Linked DNA regions of Mus musculus: region 2 is linked to region 1. Evidence: chromatin loops called from intact Hi-C (ENCODE). Cell type or tissue: left cerebral cortex. All regions are shown on one strand. Links, peaks and the distances in the headings refer to the core of each region. The heading gives the core; the rest is flanking DNA.

Evidence for each region. A loop is a pair of places that touch in the nucleus more often than their neighbours do. Peaks named below come from ENCODE experiments on the same cell type or tissue, not always from the same donor. Only the 100,000 strongest peaks of a DNase experiment are listed, where the experiment ranks them.
Region 2: it touches region 1 in a loop (2.2-fold over the local background); 7 of 42 quality-filtered maps call a loop at or near these places.

Annotation. Positions count from the first base shown.
Region 1 is chr6:92,418,488-92,426,819 of GRCm38, forward strand. It overlaps Prickle2 (prickle planar cell polarity protein 2), which reads right to left. Exons shown (of 9, transcript NM_001081146.2): 4 at 7,093-7,206; 5 at 3,844-3,981; 6 at 1,656-1,859. It overlaps Gm38862 (a long non-coding RNA gene), which reads left to right. Exons shown (of 4, transcript XR_869273.2): 3 at 3,349-4,125; 4 at 4,255-6,199. Among named protein-coding and RNA genes, the nearest start is that of Gm38862, 18 kb to the left of the region's middle. In left cerebral cortex, for the core only: a CTCF peak has its summit at 3,988; DNase peaks (open chromatin) are centred at 369, 4,017, 4,287, 6,701 and 1 more place; H3K27ac peaks cover 2,773 bases.
Region 2 is chr6:92,660,932-92,669,263 of GRCm38, forward strand. The region is part of intron 2 of Prickle2 (prickle planar cell polarity protein 2); the gene reads right to left. Among named protein-coding and RNA genes, the nearest start is that of Prickle2, 41 kb to the right of the region's middle. In left cerebral cortex, for the core only: a CTCF peak has its summit at 4,738 (motif pointing left); DNase peaks (open chromatin) are centred at 1,798, 2,680, 3,134, 3,929 and 2 more places; H3K27ac peaks cover 4,749 bases.

The sequences.
Region 1 (8,332 bases), core at 111-8,110:
AATAACCCTCAGTTACTAAATGGCTATGCCAAATGCTACATATTCATAAAACTGTTCATGTAGATTCATTTAATTACTCAGCCACAAGAAGGAATGAAGAGCTAATATTTGCTATAACATAAATTAACTATCAAAACACTGTGCTAGGTGGTAGCAGCCGGATACGAAAGGAAACATTACATAATACTATTCATTTGAGATGTCTAGCATTCTTGAATCCAGAGACAGGGACAAAGCTGGGAAAAAGGGTTAAGAGGAAGAGAATGGTATCTAGTGGATATAGGTTACTGACTTTTTGGTTGCTGAACACGATTCAGGATCAGGAAGTAGAGATACTTGTTCAGCTTCATGAATGTGCACTTGTGTGTCTGAGCCCGAAGGCGAAAAGACTGCCTCAAGTTCCCAGAGTTTGGCTCATATCCAGTTTTCTAGCAAGGGCTGGAGAGTTGAGCACTTCAACCTTACCATCAGAATCTACATAAGTAAAGGCTCGCCAAATCTCTAGAAAAGTGGACCCCCTCAGGCAGTTCGTAAGAGACAAATATCCTTGTCCTGGTGGATCTGACAGACACAGAGAATGCTGCTTCCAGATCTCGATTTATAAGCTCAGCCCGAAGCACAGAGCTACTCTGTGAATTGGAGTCCCCTGTCTAAGACTTTCCTCTAAATGGTTCCTATAAGGGGTCAGGTTTAGAACACTCTTCTTTCTATTCCCAGCTTCTACAGTGAAGGCAAGCTTTCTGCTCTGGTGTGCCATGGTTACTTGCTACTTGGGTATGCTTCTAGTAGGGAAAAATTGCCAAGCAGGAGCCTTGTATGCCATTCTGATTTCTTAGGACAAGGCTTTCAAAGACCTGTAGTGGCAGGGGTGGAAGGATCCAGATAGGTATCCATTGACTTCTAAAGCTTTTGTGGGAGAAAACCCAAATACTACCACCCACTTTATTCTCCTCTCTAGACAGTTTTTTTTCCTAGAGAATCTTCTAGAAGTGGATCTCTATTTCAAATGTGGACTTTCCAGATTTTTAGCTGAAATCTAAAGTTATTCAAAGACTTCTGCATGCATGCATGCATGCATGCATGCATGTATGTATGTACGTATTGTGTATATGTCTATATGTTTAATTATAAGAGATCTTGTACCAGTTACATGCCATTTGAAAATTTCAGTGGCTGTACCATGTGTCCTCCCCTTACTCTATTCCTACACAGGAGTCTCTGAATCCATCATGATGAGTATGGTCAGCCAGATCCACTGTGACTGGGGCATGGGTGATGTTTCTTTCTGAAAAGGGTAACATAAGTGAGTAGAGTCACCTATGGCTGCCTCCCTGTGTAGGAAGTTAAAGGTCATGAGCATACATATGCAGCATAGGGATGGTGGGGAGGGGTGAAGACACTGGGGATGATCTATGGGAGATGTAAACGTGTGTGTGTACGTGCGTGTGTGTGTGTATGTGTGTGTGTGTGTGTGTGTGTGTGTGTGTGTGAGAGAGAGAGAGAGAGAGAGAGAGAGATAGAGAGAGAGAGAGACACAGAGAGAGACAGAGACACAGAGAGAGACAGAGGCAGAGATGACACTGAAGGTGTCACCCCTATCTTCCAGGAATATGCAGGAACAGTTAAAATATTCACACGTGGGCAGGGGCTCTAACCTCATCACAGGCTGCACAGCGTGGCTTCAGGCACTCTGCATGGTGCCTGCCACAGTAGATCTTCCCATCTTGGTAAAAGTAGATGAGGTCAACCAGAAGCTCATTGCAGACGGTGCATACGAAGCAGGGTGGATGCCAGCAGATGCCATGGCCAGCACGTGATGCAAACACAGCGATGTCGCCGCCCTTAATCTGCCCTCCGCACTGTGAGGGAAACAAACCGCAGCAGCATCAGCGGGAGCTCTCACAATAGTGAAAGAATGATCCAACTATTACCAACGGCTAGCTACTAGGGAGTTATATGGACACTAGTTAGTCCCTTGCTTTACATACCTGGTAGGGCAGATTCCTCTTGTTCTTTCCAGGAGCCCCTACCCCAGGGCCTAAGTAAGACAACTTGAGTAACAGAGAGTGAGAAACTTAAGGTGTGAGAGATGGATGCTCAGGATGGTAGTGTACAAGGGGATCAGCAGACATCAAGCCAACTTACAGAGCATGAAGCAGCTATTACATATCTCTTACATATCCCAAAGCACGTGCTGAGACACAGCCAAGTTAACATCATTAGGAGAGGCTACGGAGAGGGGGCTTGGCTGGGGCGAGGGCCTGCATTGCTGAATGAGAGGGGACTGGGTACATAAACCCATTTACTCTTAAATAGCTTCTTCCTTTCAGGCATGCTTTTTAGCTCTCTTCTAGCATCTCTTCATATAATCTTGATTGAACAGCTCTACTCTTCAAGACCAGAGTATACAAAGCAGAAATGACAGATGACTCATGCTTACAGCTAGGGTTAGAATACAGTTATGTTCTGAGGGTCTTGGAGGAGAAGGAGGAGGAGTGGGCTTATAAAGATGCTCTCTGTTCATCATGGTATTGGTCATGAGGTCATGGCACGTGTCTAGCAGGATGGCTCACGTAGATGGATGGGCTCTACAGACAATGACTGGGGACTAAAAATGGTGCCTCCAAGCACTTCTCCCAGTGCAGATCTTGTATGATTTAGTATGATCCATAGAATGAGGGCACAGACTTGAGGAATGGTTTCTAGTAAGTTGTGTATGTGATACTACAACACAGAAGGCAACAACCCTCTCTTCCATGATTATGAAAGAACGACTAAAGTATCCACACACATAATCATATATAGTCTCAAGGACTCATTTCAAGGATAATGACCCATTGCCCCCTCACTGGTCAAGCAGTTTTGTGATTCATGACCAGATTTGTTCAGTTATTTCCTGTGAAATCTCAAAATGGAGTTCTAAAGACTACCCTACTCCTCTCAGATAGTCTCCAGCTTTCTCTCAACAAGCAGCGAGACTCTCACCCAGAGCTTGAGTTAGAAGATGCTGCACAGAAACTGGGAAGATTGAGAGAAGGGTAGGCAATGGTGGGCTTCCCTGGAAAGCAGGAATGGGAGGGAGGAGGGGTGAGGTTAGCCGCCTAGGCCCGTGACATGCCTTTCCTCTACCACACCCTAAGCTTGCTACAGCAGAGTAGGCAAAAGGTACATCTAGATCCTTCAACTCAGTGATGTCTTAAAGAGATGGCATGGGGTTTCTTAGACCCTCAAACTCAGACTAAGGTTAGGTGCCACCTCTCATATGGTCCCTTTAAAGGTCATCCATGCTGGGATGGTCCTGAATGAGAAACTGACTCATGGTCCAGATAACTAACTCTATTTTCAAAGGATGAAGCCATCACTCTGTGTGGTCCTTCCAATTGTTTATATGGCTCTCCATGAACTCTGCCTCGATCTGCCACGCCTGCCCTTTATGCCTCTGGATCCAGCCACAGGCCAGCTCACTGTTTCTTGTGCACAGGAGTTATCCTCCTGCCTTAAGGCAAGGTCTGCATGCTTCTTCCTCTGTACATCTCTGCATGCCTTTGCTCAAGAAACCACCTTCTCAGTGTGGTCTTTTTTGACCGTCTTGCTCACGGCTGCAGCCACCCTGCCTTCCTAGCCCTTCCTGCCCCCTTCCCTGCTGCAGTTTTCCTATTTTACTGATTTGGTTTTTGTCTGATGTCTTCCCCTGGTGCATACCTCTTTCATGAGGAAAACTAAGCTTTCATGTCTTATGCTCACTGCTGTATCTTCAAGGCCTAAAAGCAGGCTGAGCAGATAACAGGCATTTGATGCAGTCACTGTAGAATGAACCTCTTCCCTGTCCCGGTCCATCCTCACCTGTTCACAAATAGCTCCTGTCATGGTGACGGGGAAAGGCCTGACATTGCCTCGGCCCAGGTTCTCACGTTTCCTCTGGTTGCTGAACAGCTTCAGTTCCCTCTTCTCTTCCTCGTCCAGGGAGTTGCAATACCGAACCTGAACACATAGAGGGCGACAGCACAGAGGAGGCGTCATTGCTCCAGGGAAGTACTGGCATCCCCACCCAGGGCTCACAGAGACTCTGCTACTTGGTTTGATACTTGCTGAACGTTACCAAGTCCGCGCTTGGAGCTAACCAAGGTGAGCCAGCACCAAGAAGGGTGATAAGCAAATGGGCTTTCTAAAGGCTGTGAACTCTGGAGTTCATGCTTCAGGCAGGCTAGGTGTTTGAGAACTGCTCCTCACCCTTCACACTCTTCCCACATGCAGATCTAAGTCACCAAGAGTGGCTCAGAGACGACAACTTCTGGGAACATTCTACTTTCCAAGCTGTAAGGAGCAGAAGGTTTCCTGTGTCTACGGGAACGGCCCCCACAAAGAGGAATGGCTGCAACCTGGCTGTAGGCATGCACACATATATCATCTGGCCTCCGTCTCCCTTTGGGATGCAAGAATAGGTGGACTTTCGCCTGGATTTCTACTAGTGTGACAAATATGAGAGAGATTTCTTTCTTCTTTTTAAACCACAGAGTGTCAAAGAATTAAGGGAGGGTCAGTGAGGGTATACGTATCCAGAATCTGTCATTCTGTGCCACTGTTTATGCCCTTTGGTGATTGTGTCATAATCCTGAGCTATTGTTTATTGATGCTACTTTTAACTATGACTCACTTTTAGATGCATTTATTTAAAAGGAAGGTAGATTGCAGCTACACACAGGAAAATCAGTCACCCACAAAGATGGGTGACTCTGAGCCACTCTAAAAGCATAGAACAAAACCAGTTTCCCCCAGGTGACCACTGCATCTTCAGCAGATGTTAAAACTGATGTGCTTGCTTAAAATGGGAGAACAGAATGGGCTGCAGGGGCACTAGGATGCCTGCTAGGACCAGGCCGAGCGCTTCTCCTTATCCGATTATGGCAACACAAAGAGGAAATGTGATTTAAAAGGAAATAAAACTTTCATTACAGATTCAATGTCATATACTGCCATGTTCAACTCCTACCCCAAGTCATGCTTATACCTTCCTTTGGGATATGTGATCCTAAAGCTCTTCATGGTTTCTTCTGGAGTAATCTATATATTAGAAATGTTGGCTGAATTGCGCAGATAATCTTTCATAAAGACAATGACAGGAAGAGCTTTCGATGAGAGGACTGTTGTGTGCTAATCTGAAAGTCAGAACAGCTATGTCTGTTCAAATCGTGTTGTCTACATGAAAAGAGAACCATTAAGTCTTTGCTTCAGAGTCGATCTCTGTCTTCAGAAGCGGCCATGCCACCATGCCAAATGAATCAATCCTGTCTACTGGCTTTCATCGATCACATTGTACCAACATGGAGTCGTGATCCAAGTGATGTCTATTTAATGAAAGTACTTTTAAGTATAAACAGAATGAACCACTACAAGCATGGGACAGATCATTGTCTTCTCTCAAGTGATAGTTAAAAAAAAAAGTCTTCAGAGGAATGTTCCAGAAACCTAACAGCCCAGAAAACATGGTTTCACCAATGACATTTTATGGGCTTGCTTTAAAAACAGGCACACCCCTCCTGCTTGTAAAAACTTGCATTTTCACCTCCAGATTAGTTAACTGGGCATCCGGTTACAATGTTTGCTTTCATCTTTAAAGGAGCCAACTTTTGTGTATGTTTTATGAACTATGAAATAAGCAGCAGGAGAGAGAGAGAGATGCAGCTTTCTAGGGAGTCGCCTGAGTTTTTGAGATGTTGTCTCACTTATTCAGATTCATATATTTATTTCTGCAGTGAGGAGGATTAAGCCCAGGGCTTTGCACATGCTAGGCAAGGGCTGTGCTATGATCTACAGTCTCAGTTCCTCAGTAGTAGCGGCTCAGACTGTCTCTTTTGGGGCCAGCAAGATGGCTCAGTGGGTGGAGGTGCTTGCTGCGAAGCATAATGTTCTGAACCTGAGTTTGATCCTTCCACATGGTGGAAGGAGAGAGCCAATTCCCACAGATTGTTCTCTGACCTTCACATACATGCTGTATTATGTGTGTTTTACACACACACACACACCATAAAAATACAAAAACAAATTACTCCCTTTTATGTAAAAATGTCACCTGGGACTCAGGCCATGTATGTGATGAGTTGGTAGAAACTGGTATCCAGATCTCTACAGGGGTAATTTTTTTCTTTCAGTTTAAAATTAATTATACTTTTGTTTTAAATATAGAGCTAACTAGTGCAAATCTGTAAGATTCTTGATTCTTGAAACCAGATACCTACAAATTAATTTCTAGCTTAGAAGCCTGACTTCCTCCCACACAATCTTTTAAAAGCTTGCTTACAGACTTCTTCCTGAGGATCAATGTCATTTCAATAATAAGTGACGCTGGCCAGGCACGGTAGGTTGTCTGTAGCCAGCTCTCAGAGAGGGGAGATCTGAGAGGTCACTGAGCTGCTGACAGCATTCTGAGTTATCCTGAGAAAAGTGAAAGCCAGCCTCAAAAAAAAAAAAATCAAACTAATCAAACTCAAATAAATACATGCCTGCTTACAGAGCTGTGTTTCTGGGACTAGAAAAAGGGAATGCCCATAATACTTCCAAGACAAAGATGGGTGACTCTAACAAGGTTGACTTTGCCTTGATAAAAATCCTAGTGAGAGCTGCCATTCTAGACCTGTTACTTCAGCTGCCCTTGACATGGAGAGCCTGCTCATTCGCCTCTTAGGAAACAATCCTGAGAATCTGAGAGACTCACAGTGTTTCTTCTGGGCATGAAGTGGTCCTTAGTCATCTTCCCAACTCCCACAAGCGGCTGGCAGGACACAGTCAAGTCAGAGAGCACTGGCCTGGGCTCTCAAATGTTAGTGCTTCCTGTTTCCTGAACTAGTCAGTCGTGCCAGGCTTGGAGTCTAACCCAGTCCAGGATGAGACTGGTTTTGGGGAGGGGGGTAGGAGGTGGGGTGAGGAGCGGTCCCCAGAAATATCTACCAGTTTCTTTAGATTCTAAGGAAGCCTAAATTTAATATCAATAGCCGGAAGTTTTTTGGCAGCAATCTTACTGATCACAATGATTAGGAAGAGGGACAATTCACAGAAGGTCCTGGAAACCAACAAAAGCCCCTCCGAGCACCTTACCTCATTGTCATGGGGCGGCAGCTGGTGCAGTAGCTGCTTGATTCGCAACTTCTCTCCAGCACTGTTGACATAGGGGACTTTCTCTTCTGGGAGGCAGCTATAATACTGGTGCACCTGAGGGACAGAACACACAGAGTGCTTGCCCATTATTCACCCCACGTGCCACCACCCCTCACCACCCTGAGGAAGGCTCACAGTGGAACGCCAGCTGCTTCCGTTGCTCCTACCACCCCTCAAGACAGTCAACTGCTGTCTCTCCTACCACACACACAGAAGAGCATCCTAAAAGACAGAGCCAAGTGAATTGCCCCTCACTTGGGGCTATCCCTCTCTGGAGAGGGAAAAGAAAATCAAAGAAATTCCTTGTCAAAGGAGAATTCACAAATGCACAGGTGAAGCCAGAGGGCAAGGCTTTCCCAGCCGACTCCCCGTGTTGCTTTACCATTTTCTGCGCTGCTGTCCCGAGGGAGGCACCTCTCTAGCCAAGGGATGTGTCAGCGCCTGCCTAAATACTGCTCTCAGACCTTTCTCTGGCACTCGGCAGGTTCCTGGGTGTCTCAGCCTCCACCTACGTCAAAAGCCCTCCAGGTCTGAGCTGTTTTTCAATGTAGGCAGCTCTGAAATGAGAGACTCAATGCCGGGTTGCAGAACACAGAACTGAACAGCAACAGCACAAGGACCTTTGGTCTCCTAAATGCTGCTCATTAGAATAGATACATCCCTGCAGCTTCTGATGTCTGCTCATTCTTAAACACTGGAGAAAGTACCAAGCATCCAGTTTTGCCTAAGAAAAGAAGGCAGATATTCTACTGAGGCCATGCACCCCTAGGATGTAGAAGGAGAAACAGAACAGGCTCAGCTTAATAATTTTCTCCCAGCAGCAGGCAGGAAGTTTTTTTTTTACTTCTCTGTGAATTAATATATATGTATATATATGTGTGTGTGTATATATATATTACATATTGGAGGAAGGAAAGGGAAGACAAATGGTGTAACTTGATTTTTAATTTAAATATTTGTTATATGTTTATGTGTGTATGTGTGCCCCTGTGAGTTTATGTGTGTCAGTGCTTCCAGAGGGTAGAGGGCAGTCATGTGGGTGAAGCTTTATGAGTGTAGCTTCTACCATCCTATTAGACTCAGTCTCACAGCAAACTCCCCAATCCTCTGGTCCTTAGATATGGCTGTGCTCCTGGACAGAGACAAAGACCATGTCCTTCCTACAGAAGTGACACACAGA
Region 2 (8,332 bases), core at 135-8,134, 240 kb after region 1:
GTCTGTCTACAGGGCTTTCTTTAGCAGCTAGGTTGGCAGACCTGAAACACTGGGATCTATCCTGATCCCTTCATGTCTGGGACCAGACAGCTAACAGCCAGATACTTTTTTTTTTCTCATGGCAATGGCAAAGTGGAAGATGACAGCAGATCACGTCTACATTCCTAGTCTTTGTTTGCCTTAGGTTGACTGACATCTTACTGGCCCAGCAGGCCCATGGCCTGCTACCATGCTCCCTGACATGATAGCCATAGACTCACCCTCTGAGACCATAAGCAAGCCAGCAATTAAAGGTACTCTTTTATAAGTTGCGTTGGCCATGATGTCTTTTCACAGCAATAGAAAAGTAAGTAAAACATTAGTTGGAATCAGGAGTTGGTGGCCTATGGGGGCCATTCTAATTCAAACCATCACAAGCTCCAGGGAGTAATGTAGAAAGAAAAATAGCCCGGCATTTTGTGCCAGACAACCTTCTTTGCTTTTCCACAAAATGAAACAACTATCAATTATAGTCAAAATAATAAACTTAATGCACATTGATCTAAAAACATACCCTGAAAAGTTGAAGCACTTTTGTTGTTGCTATTCTTTTCCATACAACACTTATCTATGCAGAAAAGCAAGCTGTTGACAAAATTGCTTGGTGATATCCACTGGACTGCATATTATGGATCAAGCCATTTCCCAAGCCATTTGTTGGTTTGGGGATCTGCTGGCATAACCTTCTGTTTGGTGAAGTTCTCATTAGCAAATTATATCCCTGTCTAAATGATGGCTGACAAACATATTCTGCTCTTTCAAAGACATTTCATCCCAAGTCACCAGGCCCCAGCCTCAGGCATTTTGTTGTACTGAGAACAAATCCAGATGCCATTGTGCATCTTGGCCAGTGAGCAGGTGTCAGCTCCTTCCACATGACCTAGAGGCAGAGACCCAACTTTGGCCTCAGCTAGCAATGTCACCTCCGACGCTTACTGTTTCTCTGAAGTCCCACCTGGCACTCTAGACTAGCCAATGCTATGCCTTATCTGTGGCCATATGGCTGTCACCTCACCTCTCAGACCTTTGTCACCACCTCACTGTCTCAGTATTGTGGGTCAGCACCTTAAATACAACACAGCTGTGCTGGGGTCTCATGACTAAACTCCAACCCTGGGAAATACTTATTTTTATACTTTCCAGGGATTCCTGAGCTATTTAAATTAATTAATTCACGAGAAGCTGTCTTTCAAAACAAACAGCAAATATTTCTTAAAATAGGTTTTGGGGACACCTTTTAAAGCTACTGAATTGTACTTGGTAAAGCAAAGAAAGCAGAAACATCATTCATTCTCTCTTGCTTTCTGTTCACCAATTTTAAACAAACAAACAAACAAACAAACAACCCAAAAACCTGCAAAGCATACTTGAAAAAGGAAAAATAAATTTTAAAAAGGGCGACTGTCAATCATATAACTATGATTAGGCAGAACCCAAGTAGTTATCAGGAGAGGGTCCAAAGCCGTGTTCCATGGTTAACACAGGTCTTAGAAACGTTTACGAAGGGCAGCAACTCCAGCACAAAGGGCTGTGCCGTAGAGGACGTGGCAGTACCAAGGCTTCCATCCTGTTGAGCATGTTTCAACAGAACAAATAGTGTAGCAGTCAGATCCTACCAGAGCCAACGCCTTGGAAGCTCATGTAACAGAGAGACCCTAAAGTACTCTGTTAGTCAGGGTTCTCTTTGAAAGACAAACAGGAGATAAACACACAAGACAGATGTAAATCAGCAGGCAGAGGAAGGAAGGCACAGGGACTAAGGATAAGAGATCAGCTCCCACAACCACAGAGGCTGAGAAAGCCAAACCTTACAGTGTGTGCTAGTGTGCAAAAGACCCCAGTAGATGCACTGTCCCCATTGAAAGGCTACCAGGCCAAAAGAGCCAGTGCTGAGCATGAGGTGGGGAGGCTGGTTAACTCCCTCACACTGTAGGGAGGGTCAGTCCAGCTTGCCGGGTAAAACTCACCTCTATTTTGAAGAACAATCTGCTTTACTGAAGCCCAAATGACTTAAATGTTCATCTCATCCAAGAATACCATCACAGAAAAACCTAGAATACTGTAAGATCGACTAACTATCTGAGGGTGCACCTTGTGGCACAGCCAAGTTGACACACAAAACAATCCATCATGAACGGCTCAGTGGATTTAAAAATTCTGGAGACCTTTACTCAGGCAGATTTTTCTAGATAGGATGTGACAATTTCACTAAGAGCAGGTATGTGCTAGGAGGAAGAGAGGGAAGCCAAGGGGAGAAACCATTAACAGACAATGAGTCATCAGATCAGCAGCCCCTGGTACTCCTTCATCTGTATCTGCATCCCTAGATGAGGCTAACCAGCAGCGAGGAGGGTTACGTGGGAAAGCAATCAGAGAGCAGGACTTCTAGCTTGTGCAAGTACATGCACACCTATTAAAATCGAGCTCACAACTAGGGTGGATGTTTTCCTCGGACATGTTTCTCTCGTTTATAATTCATGGGGGGTGGGGGGTGGGGGGGTGGTTCTTCTGTGAATCCTCTGAAGGCTGCAGAGCCTCAGGCTGTAGCAGCAGGCTCTCAGTCCCAGCCCTACCTCCATTTTCTCCTTAAGTGATCTCATTCACAGATTTAAATACCATCAATATGCCTGTGCTTCCCAAATTTATGTTTCCCAGCCCAGATCTTCCCTAGCAAACAGCGATTTCATATGGTACAGCTTAATATAGCAACCAGCAGAAAAAAAAATTCTCACTCCTACCATCAGCTAGCTAGCTAGCGCTCTCTCTCTCTCTCTCTCTCTCTCTCTCTCTCTCTCTCTCTCGCCTTCTGGTCACATGGTTTGTAAACCCCAGAAAACCCATTAACTCTGCACCCACTGCCATTTATAACCTCTGTGAACTAGCTGCAAGGTGACTGTTCTACTTTTTTTTTTTTTTTTTCTGTTGCTGTGACAAAAAAACATTCTGATGAAAAGCAACTTAGGGCAAGGAAAGATGCATCTGACTCACGCTTACAGGTCCCAGCCCATCATTAAGAGAAGCCAGCACAGAAACTCAAGCAGCAGCTTGAGACAGACACCACAGAGGGACAGACACTCCTTGCTGATTGGCTCCTTTGTACTTAGCTCTCTTTCCTGTACAGCCTGAACCACCTGTCTAGGGATGGTTCCGCCCACAGTGGTCTGGCCCTTCCTACGCCAGTCAATCAAGACAATCTTTACAGACAGTCTATGGGTCAGCCTGATCTAGGCAGTCCCTCCACTGCAGCTTTCCTCTCAGGTGACTTCAGAGGCTAACCAGGAGAGGGACCAAGCTGTGCCTGTATTTACTTCAGAGGCATTTAGACTGTGGCTTTTCACTCCAGCATCTGTCCAACTTCTATCAAGTAGCTCCTGGGACCTGGTACTGGGTTTAGAGACCTGTGATCCAACACTGGCTAGAAATGCTCAGAACAAATCTGTTGGCTGACTGATGCCTCAGAGAATAAGACTCCCGTTTGGTAAAAATGCCCACCAAGGTTGGCATACCTGGCGGTTGCCAGGTAACTGTGGGGTGGAGTTTAGACAGAATGCTAACAAAGGCTGCTGTGTAAGCGTGAAGACAAGAGTTTGATCCCCCAAGCCCATGAAATAAAATACAAAAGCTGAGCATGTAACATGTACTTGTGACTCCAGAGACAAAGACAGGCAGATCCTTGGGGCTCACTGCCAGGCAGCCTGGCCTTATTGGTAAGCCCCAGGTTCCCAAGAGACACACTCCAAAAAAACCAAGGTGGACCACTCCTGAGTTTGTGTTTTGTATTCTGGGAATGAGCAGAAGCGCATGGGAGCTGGCCAGGCTTGCAGAACCAGGACCGTAGCTCCTATTGCAACATTCCTAGGGAGCAGAAGCAGGTTACTGCTAAAATTGGATCAGGCTCAGCACAGTCCTGATGGATAAGCTGACCCAGCTTCAACCTTCTGAGGAGGCATAGGCTCAGCTGGGGGTGGGGGGCGGGACACTAGAAAAGAGTAACAAAGCTCTTTGTCAACAACAGCACCTCCACCCCCCAGACATACCCATTTTCCTAGGAAATCTGTCCTCCAAGCTTCTGTCTCCAATGGAGAGGAAATAGGGGTTTCAAGAGCAATTTACCTGATACTCCCTGTTTTAAAACACATGACCAACTTAAAGCCCAGAGAACCACATAGCAAACCTGTCAGTTTCAGGGTTTCCATCTCCCCATGTGTGAACTGGCAATAGTAAGCAAATCCACTTAATGGGGGATCTGGGCTTATTTAAAGAGTGCATGAAACGGCCTTGGGAGAATGCCTGGCAGGAGAGAGTGAAACACACGTTTGGGATTCATACCCTCCTTCCAGGCTTGCCTCCTCAAGAGGGGACCGAGAAAATCTGACAGACCATGCGACAGTGTCCTTCCTATTCTGCATATGGAACAAAGCAAATAGGGGTTGCTTCTCTAAAATTAACCCCTTTCTATCTTTGAGCTAGAGAAACTAGACCTAACAGTTGTAGCAGGGGACAAGAAGGGAAGGAGGGCGCGGGGGACTCTTCACTTCAAGAACAAATGGCCTTCTTTAAACAAAAGGTGGGCTGAGGGGGGCAGCAAGGGATTTGCCTCTCTTATGAAGCCAGGCTAATTACTTTTCTGTAGGTTTTTCAATTAAATAAGCTCAGGGCCAAGGACACCTCGCCATATGTAGGAGACTGCCCTCTGCTGTGGGTTTTCATTACTGCAGGAAGTTTGGGTGTTTGGATTTTTCAGGTCCAGGAATTAATTCTAGGACTGTTGCCAGGAGAGGATGCTGGCCTATTCAACTCTGCCCTCTGCCCTCCAAAGAGAAAAAAGAACCCCCCAGTGTTTGCAATCAAAGGAAGAAATGTTTGGGGAGCATCCCAGACCAGAGGATGTTGTTAAGAACAAAACTACTCACACCCCTAATGACTCAGCCTTAAGGCCAGGGAAAGGCTCTCATGAACAAAGGCAGGGCAACTGTGGAACCATCCCTAAGGCTCATGCACACAGCAAGCTGTTACTCAATACCAGGTGGTGACCTGGAGGAATCGGCAAAAGGAAGCTCAAGTGATCAGAGTAGACTCACGATACACATCCCCTGTCCCTGGAGGGAAGTCTGGGGAAGGCCTGACAGGCAGGGAGAAAATTCATGACTCTGGCTTGTTGTGTATGGAAGATGGGGCACACACAGCACAGCATTGTGTGGCGATCAGAGGACAGGTCTGTAGAGTAAGTTCTTGCCTGTGCCTACATGGATTCCAGTGGCCCAACTCAGGTTTCCAAGCTTGTATAGCAAGCACCTTTCCTGCTCAGCCATCTTCCCTTGCCACGCTGTTTATTTCTTCTAACTGATTTTCTGTAATATTGTCATTTTCACTGGCGATTATTACAGATGTTCTACGGATATTCCCACATTTGTGAATAGCACGGATAGCCTACAGTTGCACTGAAACTTGGAGCTGCCAACATATCAGTTCCAACTTCTGCTGGGAGGAGCCTAAGCTGGTGAAATAAACCTTACCTCTACAGCTTAATAACTTTCTTTTACTTGGGGATGAGGGTTTCAGGACAGGGTTTCTCTGTGTAGTCCTGTCTATCCTGGGACTCTCTCTTTCTCTGTAGACCAGGCTGGCTTTGAACTCAAGAGATCTGCCTGCCTCTGCCTCCCATGTGTGGCACCATGCCTGGCTAACAAATTAATAATTTTAAAACTTGTGCAAGGCACAACTTTATGAGCCTGTTTTCTCATCTATAAAATGGGATTCCCACTTACCTTAGGGGGTTGTAGAGACTGGAACTCATATCGATATCAGTTAGCTCTGGAAGATAGTCATATTAGCCTGTGCTGACCTGTGGCTTGGAGTCCAGTCTAAAAGGATTTTACATGAAGGTAGGAAGCTGAATATTCTACGAGCTTTGCTTGAGGAATGGGGATGCCTCGTGAGGCAGAGACAGGGGCTCAAGTTTCACCTGGCTCTGTTATATCACGGCTCTGTTAGGCAAGCCCTTTCACCTCCCGGGCCTTCATCCTCCATGAAATAGTAATTATAAAACAACACCCACAAACAACAACAACAAAACACTCTTAGAGAATAGTAGTAGGCAAAACATTTTTCTAAGACACGCAAATAGAACACATAACCACAGTGATAAATATATTCAAGGGGCACTCCTGTCTAATGGTGTGTAACAAAGAGAAGGTGAACTAACAGTACTTAATTATGGATCCTCAGTCATAAACACTGATATTCTATAGGTTAGAAAAATATATGAGTTCCAATGGGATCCATTTATTGAGAACTAACAATCAAAATGAGATTTCAATTTAAAGGGGTTTTTTAAGAGAACGGGAAGCTTACTATCCTATTATCCCTACTATTATGATTGATGCTGCTCTTAGTCTAGAGAGGCCATGTTCATGAAGTCATAGCCTAAGATCTGAGAGAGTGAATGCAAGATTCAAAAGTATCCTCAAATTATGTTAGGACAGGACGGGTAAACAGAGGCAGAAGAAATCTAGCTTCCAGAGAGAGAACACAGCTCAAAAAGAAAAAAAAAAAGTTAAAAAAAACCCCAAAACAACAAAAAACCCTACTCTCTAAAAATGAAGAGCACAGTCTAACTGAAGTTATTAAATGGCTTATAATCAAGCCTGACTTCATTCCTGTACCGAAATGTATTAAACATACGGGTCAGCTTTCAAAAGAATGGCCCCGTTTGCTTTATTATTCTTGCATAGCTCTGGGCTGTTACTGCAGGCTCTCCAACTGGGCATCAGCAGAGGTGGGATTCCAATAATCTCTACAGCACAGTCCTGGAATCTGTATGCAGGAACAGCTCCAGGATGTCACAATTAGTTCCATGTGTGAGAAAATGTGAGATATAATACATTTATGCATTGCCCTGAAAGATGTCTTGTTTTCTTTCCTATTGTTATGTAGTTTTAAAGAGAACCTTTATATCCCTGCTGTGGGACTCAGATTCCCAAGGATAAATGAAAGGGTTAGAAACAAAATATGTAGATAAAAATGTGTCTATCAGGACTCTGGTCATGAATAGCCCTAAATCAGAGGATACATCTGAATATGGATATAGGAAACTTTTGAAAGGAAATCAGTTAACATTCATTTAACACATACCATCTTTTCTTACTTAACTGTTATTTGGTCAGGCTAAGGGAAATAGCAGAAAGGAAACAATCAACTGTTAGAAAAACATCTTCTATTACAGGAAAGTTGGGTAAGGCCTCTTTGTTGACATGGACTCAAGCTCAAGAAATTAAGTACCAGTCATAGCATCTAATAACAGCTTTTAGCCAGTGTTAGGATGTATGCTTAAGCCTCCATATGCAGTTAGCTTTCCGTGTCTGAGAGTTCTATGCTTGAGATACGTAGTTCACAAGGTTACTATAGAGACTAAATAATGATGACTACCACAGTCTATGGTTGATATTCACAGGCTGCTGTTTCAAAGACCATGTGGATTGAAAATTCTGAGGAGATGGCAGTCCTTTCTGTAAATTAGCATAGCATTTGCATTTAACCTGTACAGGTGCTCCCGGATACTTTCAAGCATGTCCCACTACAGCTTCAGCGCTAGATGTGCTGCAGGCTAGCTAACCATATGGCCCAACGCAATATTGTAAAATTAACATTATGGTTAATTTTTTAATGATTTTTATGATTTTATTTTGCATCTTAATTATGCAGTTCTCCTGCACGAACTTTGAAGACTGTCATGCCACAATGTCAAAAGACTAGGCACACGTACACCTTCCTCGCCTGTAAATCACTTTTACCAACTGGATCCAAGAGGTATGCCACATGCTATCCTTAGTCTAAGATACTTTATGGCAAAGAAAGGACCCTTGTTTATGTTAAAGTAACATTTTGAGTAAAAATCTTGTTTTTCAAGCATTGACCAACAGGGTATGTGAGGGCAGAAAGTCTTCCATGGAGGAATTTCTCAAACTACCAAGGGCAGATACACGCTGAAAAAATTAATGAGCACAATTACACTGTAAAGGTGCAGAGGTGGCTGTTATTTAAATGTTAATGACTTAAGAGAGGGACATTTTTCTCAAGGCCAAACTTAAAGAAATTCCAAGTCTATGGTGCCAGCAAGGAGGCTGTGTGCAGCCAAGTGTGGAGGTGGGAGCTGAAGTGGGCTTCAGAGTGGCTATTGCCTGTTAGCCAGGCAAGCTGCCCTGTGTCACACTCTTGTGGACAGCTTTTGGAGGAAGAATTACTTTCCAGCTAACTGTCTTCACTGAGAGCAGAAACTAAAACAATTCCTCTG